3 separate regions of the Homo sapiens genome follow, and all the other regions are linked to region 2. Evidence: chromatin contacts called from ENCODE Hi-C or POLR2A ChIA-PET data. All regions are on one chromosome and are shown on one strand. Each heading gives the region's core, a stretch centred on a gene start or an enhancer-like site at or near the end of the contact. The rest is flanking DNA. Distances are from core to core; before and after follow the strand shown.

Region 1 (3,962 bases), core at 1,357-3,856, 140 kb before region 2:
AGCAGAGTCTGGCAAGGGGGGTCCAGGCCAGCTGGGGCAGAGGCCTTGCAGGCACTGGGACAGACTGTGGCCTGCACACAGGGAAATGGGACCCTGCCTGCACACAGGGCTGACTCACCACACACCAGCCACAGTTTGCTATATGACCAGAGGGTAAAGAGAGACCCCACCCAACTGGGGCCTTCAGGCACCAACTAGAGGACAGGAAGAACCCAGCTGGAGGCCCTCTTGCCTCAGCCAACAGGCGCCAGTGGTGAGCACAAGGAAGACAGAACACAGGCCATCCCCAGGGTGGGGACAAGGAGGAGGAAGCTCAGCCTCCAGCCCCAGGGACAGGGCCCCTTGAGACCCCAGGAGGGAGTGACCTAGTCTCAGGGTCCCTTTTCTTCCCAATTCCAGCAGTGTCAGAACTGCCAGGTACAAGAAAGAGCCACGCAGTCCTCTGGGCAGCAGAAACCCGAGGCTCAGTGAGAGCAGTGACCCAGGAGAGCCAGCTTTCCACGCGCAGGCTGGAGCCACTCGCTCCTTCTGGCCACACATAAGTTACTGAGCATCTGCTCACCAACAGCTTCCTTTTGTTAGGAAGTGTGGAAGTGGCATCTGAGCAGACTTGGGGGAAGTGAGTGGGTGTGGGGCCTGTTCCAGACCCAGAGAGCACCCAGTGCAAAGGCCCTGTGGCAGGAGCATGCCTGGTCTCCTGGGGACCGAGCGGCCAGGGTGTGGAGAGCGGCAGCAGGCAGCACAGGCCATGGCCACTTTGGGACCTTTGACTGTGAACAGAAGCCACAGCATGGTGTGGAGCAGAGGAGCAACATAATCTAGAGAGGTGGTTTTTTGTTTTTGGTTTTGGTTTTTTTTTTTTTTTAAGAGACAGGGTCTCATCTGTCACACAGATTGGAGTGCAGTGGTGCAATCATGGCTCACTGCAGCCTCGAACTCCTGGGCTCAAGCAATCCCCTCCTGCTTCAGCATTCCCAGCAGCTGGGACCCCAGGCACGCACCACCACACCCGGATATTTTTTAAATTTTTTGTAGAGACCGAGTCTTACTATGTTGCCTAGGCTGGTCCCAAACCGCTGGCCTCAAGCCATCCTCCTGCCTCAGCCTCCTGGCTACACAGAGTCAGTCACTTCTTATCTTGCACACAACTGGAGAGAAAATCCTTGACTGAAAGATGCCTGGCTTTGCTCTGTCACTCACAGCGCTTCCCTTGCACAGCACCTGATAGGACGAGTGCCAGGATCAGGGTTCTTGTGACATTGTGAGGCCAATTATGAAATCTAAGGAGACTAGGGACTTCCAGTTTCATTAACTTGATTCTTCTGTTAGGAAGAAAGTACCTAGATTAAAATAATTCACCCTAAGATGTGAATGAATGAAAATGAATGTCAAAACCCTCTAGAGAACTTTAACAAGGCATCAATTCACGGAAAGCCTAACTGGTAAAATTAGTAGAATATATCTCAGACTGTCTACAACATCAAAGGAGAAGCGTGTCTATATTGAGGGAATGGGTTCAGGAGAGACACCAACAGGGGAGCTCATGTTCCGTGTCTCTCTAGATTACAGGATCCAGAGGTTCTATGAGTGGCCATCCCTGATCACCCCCAGTTCCCAACTGACCCAGACCACGGCCTCCCAATCCCTGCATCGGCCCTTTAAGCTCCCAGGGTGGCTGTGACTCCTTGGGTATCAGCTTGCTCGGCGTCCTGCCTCTGATGCCCTCCGGATGCATCCCTGGGGACTGCGGCTCATGGGCCCCACGGAGGCAGGAGGAACTGACCTCGCCAAACCCTAGCCAGGCTGTCACCTGGCCCAGACCGCCTTGGTCTGGATGTCTGCCGCAGCCTGGGCTCTGCTCACCACTCTAAACACAAGTGGCCACATACCATCTGATTCCACTTACATGAAATGTCCAGAAAGGGCAAATCCATAGGGACAGAAAGTAGACTGGTGGTTGTGAGAGGCTGGGAGAGGCTGAGAGAGGAGGTAGGTGAGGGGGAAATGGGAGTGACTGATTCATGAGTACTGGGCTTCTTTTGGGGCCATGCAAATATTCTAAACTGGATGGTGATGGTTACACAACTCTGTGAACAGACTAAAAATGATGGAAAACTCTACTAAGAACTCTTCTTCCGAGGGGTGAATTGTAGGGTATGTGAATCATATCTCAGTAAAGCTGCTGCAAAGCAAGCAGAGAGAGAGGAGGGAAGTAGGAGAGGCTGGCGGCCCCAGGAGTAGGGCTCAGGAACCAGCTACGGAGGCTGGGAGGCGGGGCCAGAGCCAGTCGGAGGCACAACCAACTGCAGGCAGCTTGGACAACCCTGAGGGCGCTTCCAGCTGAACTGTGGAGTGTTTGGCAGAAGCAAGAGCAGGGGGCCAAGCTTCTGGTGATGGCCTGGGCCCTAGACACCCCCTCCCCTAACAAAACCCAGAAAGGAGTGACTGGGAGAGAAGGCATAGTCAGGAGCATCACTCCCACGCCTGGCCTCCCCACCACCAAGCCTGCCTGGCCTCCCCAGCACCAAGCCCACAGGCACGGCACACTAGCAACCGCCCAGAATGACTCACACCTTCCTGTGACATTGTCTAATATGAACTGCCCAGGGTCTTGAAGCACCGAGCACTGGGAGATCCCCGTGTCCCCAGGAACTGTACTCTGCATTTTCAAATAGAACATTTTCATGATATGTTGATGGCCACTCTTTTCCCTGACTGGCCATCTGAGAAACTGAACAGAGGTGAGGTTACGGCACCCCCCAAAGGTGACCAGAGAAGCTCATCACTGACAGCCCAGGGGAGCCCTTTTGGGCCCGACACAGAGTGTCACCCTCTGAAGCTGTCACAGAATCAGAGACTAGGGCTCTGTCACCTCACACCTCGGGAACACTGCAGGGGTGCTCTGCAGCAGCATGTTTCTCTCTCTCTCTCTTTTTTTTTTTTTTTTTGAGACAGAATCTCACTCTTGTCCAGGCTGGAGTGCAGTGACATGATCTTGACTCACTGCAACCTCCACCTCTTGCGTTCAAGCAATTCTCCTGCCTCAGCCTACCGAGTTAACTGGGATTACAGGCACCACGCCCAGCTGTTTTGTATTTTTGGTAGGGACGGGGTTTCCCCATGTTTGCCAGGGTGGTCTCAAACTCCCGACTTCAAGTGATCCGCCCGCCTTGGCCTCCCAAAGTGTTGGGACTACAGGCATGAGCCACCATGCCTGGCCTGCAGCATGTCTCTTTTTTTTTTTTTTTGAGACGGAGTCTCTCTCTGTCACCCAGGCTGGAGTGCAGTGGCGCAGTCTCGGCTCACTGCAACCTCCATCTCCCAGGTTCACACCATTCTCCTGCCTCAGCCTCCCGAGCTGGGACTACAGGCGCCTGCCACCATGCCCGGCCAATTTTTTGTATTTTTAGTAGAGATGGGGTTTCACCATGCTAGGCAGGATGGTCTCGATCTCCTGACCTCGTGATCCACCCATCTCGGCCTCCCAGAGTGCTGGGATTACAGGCGTGAGCCACTGCGCCCGGCCCAGCATGTCTCTTAAACGCAGGGGCCACGAGCAGAGCTGTCAGAATGCTTCAGAGGAAAACAAGTGGGGCCCGGTGACAACTCACACAAGACACTGGGGGTGACACGGAAGAAGGGGACCCTCCAGGGCTGCTTTTAAGTTGGGGGCATTCTTAGAATTAAGAAGCTGTCAATCAACTGCCAGATCCTGCAAAGAACTGTTTCAACTCCATTAAGGAAAAATAAAGGAAACCCAAAAGAAAAACAGACAGAGGATACAATGTTCTCATGAAGATTGCCTGTAACCAATAAACATTTTAAAAGATGCTTAAAGTTGCAAGTCATGGATAGAATGTAAATTAAGGCATCAATAAGACAACCTTTTTCACCCAACAGATTAGGTTAAATCTAGTGCTGGAGAAAGTGTGGGGAAACAGGCATTCTCAGGCCACGGAGCA
Region 2 (4,287 bases), core at 1,034-3,533:
TTTCCAGTTTTCGGATCTTCCTTTTCAAGCGCTCCTTTGCTTCTTGGTCTTTTTTAGGATCTACCTTCTTCTTTTTTCGAAGAGGTTCTGATCTAATAGATAAAGCAAATATTAAACATTTTCCTCTTTGGTCTCATGAACCTACTGAGAGACAAGATGGTAAGTACCCCATACTGACCTCTCCACTGGGGGAAGGAGCTGTGCATGACTAACTCATGAGCTCAGCGTGGTGAGGAGGTACTCCACCCCACAGTACTTGTGAGAACTGTGTAGGTGCCATCAATTACAAGAAATAGTACAAAAGCAGCCGGGTGCAGTGGCTCAGGCCTGTAATCCCAGCACTTTGGGAGGCAAAGGCGGGCAGATTGCCCAAGGTCAGGAGTTCGAGACCAGCCTGGTCAACATGGCGAAACCCTGTCTCTACTAAAAATACAAAAATTAGCTGGGTGTGGTGGTGCGCACCTGTAATCCCAGCTTCTCGGGAAGCTGAGGCAGGAGAATCACTTGAGCCTGGGAGGCGGAGGTTGCAGTAGGACAAGATCGCGCCACTGCACTCCAGCTTGGGTAACAGAGCGAGACTCTGTCTCAAAAAAAAAAAAAAAAAAAAAAAAGTACAAAAGCAACAAGAGGCATCAGGGTATAAAATCGGGAAGTGTTCCTCTTTATTGCTGGGATTCAGGTGTGCCTTGGGATTACACTCAAAAGTGAAAATACCAAACTGTTAGATTAGAAGCTTATTACTATTAAAATTGATTTGTGGACTGGGTGCGGTGGCTCAGGCCTGTAATCCCAGCACTTTGGGTGCTGAGGTGGGTGGATCACCTGAGATCAGGAGTTCGAGACCAGCCTGACCAACATCCAACATGGTGAAACCCCGTCTCTACTAAAAACACAAAAATTAGCCGGGCGTGGTAGTGGGCGCCTGTAATCCCAGCTACTTGGGAGGCTGAGGCAGGAGAATTAGTTTAACCCAGGAGGCGAAGGTTGCAGTGATCCGAGGTCACACCACTGCACTCCAGCCTGGGTGACACAGTGAGACTCCATCTCAAAAAAAAAAGAAAAATCAAATCCTTTACTATCAAGATTGACTGAATCAAGTATCTACAAAGAGTCGAGAGTGCCAGATGGAAATACCTTTAATACTTGCATCTTCCCCACACTCTCCAGGGCCTCCGAATGGGCAGGGAAGAGGAAGGGTCATGGAGAAACAGAAACTTAAGCTGTGTCCTTTAAAACACACAAGAATCCCTTCAAGGAGAATACTTACTTCTTGAGAAACTGCTCAAATTTTAAAAATTACAAACAACAATCTATGGTTTGGAAAATGTTGGAAAAACAGAAAAGCATCGGCCTAAATTTAACTGAGAAACTTTGTAGGCTGTTAATTTTGCAAACCACACATCCAGCATTCTTGCTTTGTTCTCTACACATAGACTGACACCTTTACCCCCAGAGGTCAGGCCCTCGATTGAGTTTTACCTCATGGGAATGAGTTCCCAGAAAGACAACAATGACGCTCGCTGGTGAGTCTCTCTAAGCTGCGTCTGCCAAGTTCCCAGAAGCCTGAAAGATACAAGAGTATGTATAAATATCTGCTTCTCCAGGCTAGGCGCGGTTGCTCACGTCTGTAATCCCAGCACTTTGGGAGGCCGAGGCGGGTGGATCGCGAGGTCAGGAGTTCAAGACCAGCCTGGCCAACATGGTGAAACCCCGTCTCTACTAAAAATACAAAAATTAGCCGGGCGTGGTGTTGGGCGCCTGTAATCCGAGCTACTCGGGAGGCCGGGGCAGAACTGCTTGAACCCGGGAGGCAGAGGTTGCAGTGAGCCGAAATCGCGCCACTGCACTCCAGCCTGGGCGACAGAGCGAGACTCTGTCTCAAATAAATAAATAAATATCTGATTCTCTCCCACTTCACAGGAAAATAAAAAATTGCAATGCTCCCAAACCCGGGGCACTTCTAACTACTTGATATGACAGCAAGGTCAACGTGGAAGGTTTTTCAAAATCTTTCGTTCAGACCACAGAGGACTTAAGCAGGACCGCTGCTCGCCAGGGTGCTCAGATTTTCATGCATAAGAGTCACGACCAGATGGCTCATCCCTGAGATATTCGTGGACTGGGAGGCGAGCAGGGAGCACAGGCGAGTCCTGGCGGACAGTCGCGAAGACCCCGCACGCGCCCTGGGCACTCCGCTATCCGGCCAGCGTCCGCACTCACCCGCTAGTCGGGCGCAGGGCTAGCGAGATACTTCGCAGCACGGAGGCCGTCATGGCTACCCTCGCCGCTTCCGGGCGTGCGCCCCTCCACAGTCCGGCCCGCGGTGCCCCCTGCTGAGGTCCGGCAGACCAGGCGCCCAGCGCTCAGGCGTTCCGGCTGCGTGGGCTGGGACGCGCCTGTCCCCGCCCCCGACGCAGCCCCGCCTAGGGTGTCAGCTGCGCACACACGAGGGCCTTGCGTTTCACGCGGCTCGGGGTCCTCCCTTCCGTCCCCGCCCTGTGCTGGGAGCGCGCCTCTGCAGCGGGCACAGTCTAGCCAGTCAGGCCCTAGCCGGTTGGTCGGTCTGCGCCCTCGCGCGGGCCTCGGCTCCGCAGTGCAGCCGGAGCGGCCGAGGGGGCGTCCCTCTGCTCCTCCGAGTCCAAATGTTCATGTCTAGGCAAACGGCCCCGATCTTCTAATAAACGCGTCCGCCCCAGCCTCCCCCACCAGGGTTGGCTCGTCCCCCGCATTCGTTCGAGTCCGAAGCCCGGATCGCATTCCGGCGCCGGCGCGGAGCCCGGCGCTCGCAAGATGCCCAATAGCGCGTGTTGATGAATGACGGAAGCTAGTTAATAAGTCGGACTCAGACTGGCGAGGCAGAGCTGGTGACGGGCGGTCCACGCCACCTGGGCCCCGCCTGCCTCTGCGGGCGGCCCGGGTTGCAACTGCAGGCCCCGCTCGCTGTCCGCCGTCCAGGCGAACCGCCCTTTCTGGGGCGCCCGCGCCCGGGCCCGACCCGAAGCCCCTGCCAGCGGAGGAGCCGGGGCGGCCCAGTCCGCGTGGGGAGCGGTTTCCCGCCGGGGCGATTTGGCAGGTGCGCGCCGTGACTTCCGGCGTTGCCCGGGAGCCGCCTGAGGAGGAGCGGCGCAGGGGATGCGGCTGTGGTGGCGGCGGCGGCGGCCGAGCGCGGGTGGCGGCTGTGGCGGCGGAGGGGGGCGCGGGCCGGCGATGGCGCGGCGGCCCTGAGGGCGCGGGGCGGGCGGCGGCCGGAGGGCGGGTGGCGCGGGAGGAAGCGGCGGCGGTGGCTCCATGGCCCGGGCGCGCTGAGGGACCCGGCGCTCGCCTCAGCCCGGCGGCGGCGGCGGCCGAACAATGAAGCTCCTGAAGCCGACCTGGGTCAACCACAATGGTGAGTGCGCGCAGGGGTCGCGGGAGGCCGAGCCCGGAGTCGGGTCGGGGTCTGGAGTCGAGTCGGGGCGCGCGCAAGTCCTGCCTGTCTCGCCCCTGACGCCCGGTACCCGGTGCCCAAGCCAAGAAGCCGGCGGGAGCGGACTTTGTCCTCAGCGCGGAGAGGCTGGTGAGCCCCAGCACGTGCTCCGGGTTGACCGCAGCGAGGGCCATCTTCGCCCCTGGCTCTTGCTCTGAGTCTTCCGCTGCCCACCTGTGGTCCTTGGAGGGGCCGCGGCCTGGCTCCCAGGAGCGGGCCTTGGTGCCAGCCAGTGCCTTCCACTGGTCTGCATCGCCCGAGAAGTGCTCAGACGGTCCTGAAGGTGAAACCGGGATGAAATCCCCCTTGTGGCCTTTCAGTGGCAGGATGAAGATCCGAAATCTGCAAGAGGGACTGTTACTGCCCCTCTGGATCTGGGGACAGTGCCCCCAGTTGGGGAATTGTGGTCCCTAAATAGGAGGGTTTGGGGGCCCCGGGCCCCCGCGAAGGATCCACGATTAATGCTGAGCTGGGACATCAGGGTGAACTAGGGTTGGGCAGATAGGGCACAGGTGTGTTCTAGCAGAGGGGCTTCTTAGCTCTGTGGCAGTGGCTCCAAAGCACACCCTTGGGGAACGGACTCATCCACCCCATATCTTGACTCTGATACAGAGAGGCTAGTGGTAATCAGTTTCGTCATAGTTCTGCCTTGTTGGCAGAACTGCTGCAGGAGTTGGTGTTTGCTCCCCGGGTAGATGAAAAAAGCGCGCCTCCCCCTCCCCCACCCCACTCTGCTGACAGCACTGTAGCACAGAAATCAACCCAGGGAGACTCCTCCAGCCCAGGGCCTGATTCTGGCCTGTCTGACTGTTGACAGGCAA
Region 3 (3,897 bases), core at 84-2,583, 170 kb before region 2:
CTCCTGAGACAGCCATGGGGAGTGGGGAGGTGGTGTTCAATGGGAACAGAGTTTCAGCCTCGGAAGATGACGACGTTCTGGAGATGGTGATGGTGCTGGCTGCTCAACACTGTGAATGTCCTTAATGCACTTAAAAATGGTTAAAGTGGGGCCAGGTGCGGTGGCTCACACCTGTAATTCCAGAACTTTAGGAGACCGAGATGTGTGGATCACTTGAAGTCAGAAGTTCAAGAACAGCCTGGCCAACATGGTGTTGGTACTAAAAAATACAAAAAAAATCAGCCAAGCATGGGGCGCATGCCTATAGTCCCAGCTACTAGGGAAGCTGAGGTAGGAGAATCACTTGAACCCGGGAGGTGGAGATTGCAGTGAGTCGAGATTGTGCCACTGCACACCAGCCTGGGTGACAGAGTCTCCATCTCAAAAAAAAAAAAAATTAAAGTGGGCCAGGCACAGTGGCTCACGTGTGTAATTCCAGCACTTTGGGAGTCCCAGCCTGGAGGATAGTTTGAGGTCAGAAGTTTGGACTAGCCTGGGCAACATAGCCAGACCCTATCTCTACAAACAATTTTTTTTCAAAATCAGTCAGGTACTGTGGCTCACACCTGTAGTCTCAGCTACTTGGGAGGATCACTTGAGCCCAGAAGGCGAGCTGTGCTTGCTCCACTGCACTCCAGCCTGGGCAACAAAGCGAGACCCTGTCTCAAACAAACAAACAAACAAACAAACAAAACATGATTAAAGTAGTGAATGTTGTATGTATTTTACTGTAATGTGTTTAAGAGGGAAAAATCACCTTGGGGAAAGAAAGGAGTACCCAGGAGCACTTCCAAGGTTATACTTAGGTTTTTGCTTCCTAAGCCAGGAAACGTAACTTTGCATTTGATTTATTCTGTACCCATCTTATCAGCACTTTCAGAGAAATAAGAACAGGGAATTGGAGCTCTCACAATAACTGGACAAAGACGGGCAAGAGATTAGAGAGCCCCAGTGCCTGCTGCCACCTCCTGATTCACTTCCCAGGGCGTGAGTGGGCCCTGCCCACACTGTGGTGAGGCCCTCACCCCGCCCTTCCTGGGATGAGGACACAGCCAGCCCTCGCTTGTGATCGATGCATGCAGGCTGCAGCTTTCACCCGGGGGTCACAGCCTCACTCCAACTCACATCAGGCCACATGGCAGCCCCATCGAGTCTTTGGGCCCTGCTGCAGAGGCAGGTGCCATGCCTGCACTGCACATCCAGGTGTGTTGTTGAGCAACCCCCTCCAGACCTTGATGTCATCCTCCTGGGCCCCTCCTCCAAGTCTTGTGCAACCCAGTGGTGTGATGTTTGTGTCCTGCACCCCAGGTCCTGACTGGCACACACCCTTCTCAGCTGGGTTAGCTCCTCCGTGTCTTTCAGGTGCCTGCACCCCAGCAGCAGAGAACCAACTGCATGGTAGCCATGTTCATGCAATCCACTCTCTGTTCCTGGATGCCAGCATCTGGCACCCCGTCCCAGCACACAACAGGATGCATGGATGGTGGCCTGGCGTCATGGACCTGGGGAGACAAGGCAGCCCAGCAGCCCCTGCAGAGCCTCAGGGAACTGTTCCTAAAACAAGTGAACTTGCTTTGGGAATCCAGGAACACCTTTGCTGGAACAATCCAGCCCTTGGGACACCCTAATTTGAAGCCCCCACCACCACCCAGGGGTGCAGCTTTGGCGAGGGGCCGGTCAGGAACAGCTGCTAATCTAGGTGGGGTTTCCTAAGCCCAATTCACCTGCCAGAAAATCAAGCCCTAAATAAGTAATTTGGTTTCCCCTTAGTTTTCTTTCCCTCCCACTGCCCTTTACAACAACCTGCCAGTTTAAGCCAAGGAACAAAGATAGAGACATCCTCTGAGCCCCACCTGCCATTTGTGATAAACATTTCAGAGAATGAGTTAAGCAGTGCTGGAGAAAACAGGAAAAATAAACTCTGAGTCTCTACATAAATATATATTCTATGAAAACCTAAACTTAATCCACCACCAGCACAAGGCAAAGCAAAAGGGCACACACAGCTCTGCCGCCACTACAGAGAAAAAGATCTCTACATGCTGTTCCGCGCGCTCCTGTACAATGCAGAGCTTTGAACTGTTTATAACAGAACACGACAGAGGCACAGTCACAAGAACAGTGATTCTGCCCTTTGAAGCTGCCTGCAGTCAAGTATTACACAGGCAGGAAGTAGAAATCTGTGCTTTGATTTGTTTAAAGTAAATTAAACATAACTGGAAACCATATTTCCTCTCATTCAGAGGAAGTTACAAAAGGTACAGAGGACCAAGAATATCAGGTTCTCATGCAAACGATGAGGTCGGTTCTTCCAAAGCAAAAAAAAAAAAAAAAAAAAAAACAAATACTGGCCTTTAACATACATTCGAAGACCTCACATGTGTTCATTTTGAAGAGATTACCGCTGTGGAAAACAATTTGGAAAAAACTGTTTCAGGTCAAAGTGTAAGTCGTTCAAATAAATGTGCGTCTACGCTTTGGCATCGAGCATTTTTATTTTTTCAAATTCAAGCCTGTGGTCCCTTTGAGCCATTCTTTTCTCCACTGGACTTAGCCATTTTGAAACCTGCCCAGGGAGGAAACGACTCAGGCTCCCTGCAGAGGCAGCCCCATGGGGGCAAGAGGCAGCAACACAGCCTGGGGCCAGGCTCCAGGGCTGCTCTGCAGGGGACGCTGCCTGGGCAGCTGAGAGGCAGTGAGGAGTGAGAGAGAGAGGCCCAAGACCCGGGCACATTGGCCTGCCTGGGAGGACCTAGCCAGTCCCTGCTGGTGCCTCAGATCTGCTGTAGCAGGGGCTCGGCCTGAGCACCCCCGGCCTCTGCCCACCTCGCAGGGCATCATGGGAAGCAGGCATGATGTGCACGCTCTCCGGGCCCTCCAAGTCATGGCCATGGCTCTCCATTAACACAACCACGTGCCCGAGGGCTGAGCCCCAGCAGCAGAGGGTGGTGGGAAGGGCCGGGGCTCAAAGGCCAGGGGTCCCACTCGCTGGCGGCAGGAACCCAGCCTCAGTTCCCCTGTCCGTAAAATGGGGATGATAGATCTTACTTTAAAGAGTTGAGGCCGGGCGCGGTAGCTCAAGCCTGTAATCCCAGCAGTTTGGGAGGCTGAGGTGGGCGGATTACGAGGTCAGGAAATCGAGACCATCCTGGCTAAGACAGTGATACCCCGTCTCTACTAAAAATACAAAAAAAATTAGCCAGGCATGGTGACGGGCGCCTGTAGTCCCAGCTACTCAGGAGGCTGAGGCAGGAGGATGGCGTGAACCCGGGAGGTGGAGCTTGCAGTGCGCCGAGATTGTGCCACTGCACTCTAGCCTGGGCAACAGAGCGAGACTCTGTCTCAAAAAAAAAAAAAAAAAAGAGTTGAGAGGCCGGGCCTGGTAGCTCATGCCTGTAATCTCAGCATGATTTGGGAGGCTGAGACAGGAGGATCACTTAGGCCCAGTAGTTCAACACCAGCCTGGGCAAGATAGTGAGACCCTGTCTCTACAAAAAATTTTAAAAATTAGCCAGGCATGGTGGTGCATGCCTATGATCCCAAATACCTGGGAGGCTGAGGTGGGAGGACTGCTTGAGCTCGGGAGATTGAGACTGCAGTGAGCCAAGATTGTGCCACTGCACTCCGGCCTGGGCAACAAAGCCAGACCATGTCTCAAAAAAAACAAGCAGCTAAGAAGGAAAACTGTATGGCTGTTTGTTGGCATGACCCCCATCCCTCCATGTGCAGCAGAGGGTGACACCAGGCTGATGTGCAGCACCATTGTGTCTCCACCCTGCTCTCCCATTCTTCTGCATTTCTTTACCTCCCTGAAATCCCTTTTCCGGCCTGGGCCATCTTGTGCTCAAAGAAGCACCT

Evidence for each region. A loop is a pair of places that touch in the nucleus more often than their neighbours do. ChIA-PET counts read pairs that join two places held with the same protein, here RNA polymerase II (POLR2A). Pooled maps may share reads with other maps.
Region 1: a loop to region 2 is called in a pooled map, with 4 times the contacts of the local background. The contact joins the enhancer-like site here to the promoter of MRPL40 in region 2. A Hi-C loop is called at or near these places in 7 of 50 pooled maps. POLR2A ChIA-PET finds 5 or more read pairs at or near these places in 4 of 52 experiments (IMR-90, OCI-LY7, activated CD4-positive, alpha-beta memory T cell and 1 more).
Region 3: a map of CD8-positive, alpha-beta T cell shows a loop between it and region 2 (13-fold over the local background). The contact joins the enhancer-like site here to the promoter of MRPL40 in region 2. A Hi-C loop is called at or near these places in 2 of 168 maps with a recorded cell type or tissue (CD8-positive, alpha-beta T cell and naive thymus-derived CD4-positive, alpha-beta T cell) and 6 of 50 pooled maps. POLR2A ChIA-PET finds 5 or more read pairs at or near these places in 9 of 52 experiments (AG04450, CD4-positive, alpha-beta T cell, CD4-positive, alpha-beta memory T cell and 6 more).

Annotation. Positions count from the first base shown.
Region 1 is chr22:19,575,560-19,579,521 of GRCh38, reverse strand. No RefSeq gene overlaps it. Among named protein-coding and RNA genes, the nearest start is that of LINC00895, 11 kb to the right of the region's middle. Within about 2 kb of position 2,606, at least 11 of the 41 ENCODE cell types and tissues checked have a DNase peak (open chromatin) inside an H3K27ac peak, as active enhancers do.
Region 2 is chr22:19,430,541-19,434,827 of GRCh38, reverse strand. MRPL40 (mitochondrial ribosomal protein L40) reads right to left here and starts at 2,283. Exons shown (of 4, transcript NM_003776.4): 1 at 2,221-2,283; 2 at 1,480-1,563; 3 at 1-92. The coding sequence starts at 2,273. HIRA (histone cell cycle regulator) reads left to right here and starts at 3,095. Exons shown (of 25, transcript NM_003325.4): 1 at 3,095-3,388. The coding sequence starts at 3,352. RefSeq lists silencers at 2,209-2,518, 2,809-3,208 and enhancers at 3,493-4,240, 4,189-4,258.
Region 3 is chr22:19,595,852-19,599,748 of GRCh38, reverse strand. No RefSeq gene overlaps it. Among named protein-coding and RNA genes, the nearest start is that of LINC00895, 31 kb to the right of the region's middle. RefSeq lists enhancers at 789-1,289, 1,290-1,790, 2,826-3,368. Within about 2 kb of position 1,333, at least 6 of the 41 ENCODE cell types and tissues checked have a DNase peak (open chromatin) inside an H3K27ac peak, as active enhancers do; they include CD4-positive, alpha-beta T cell and CD8-positive, alpha-beta T cell, where a contact is called at or near this core.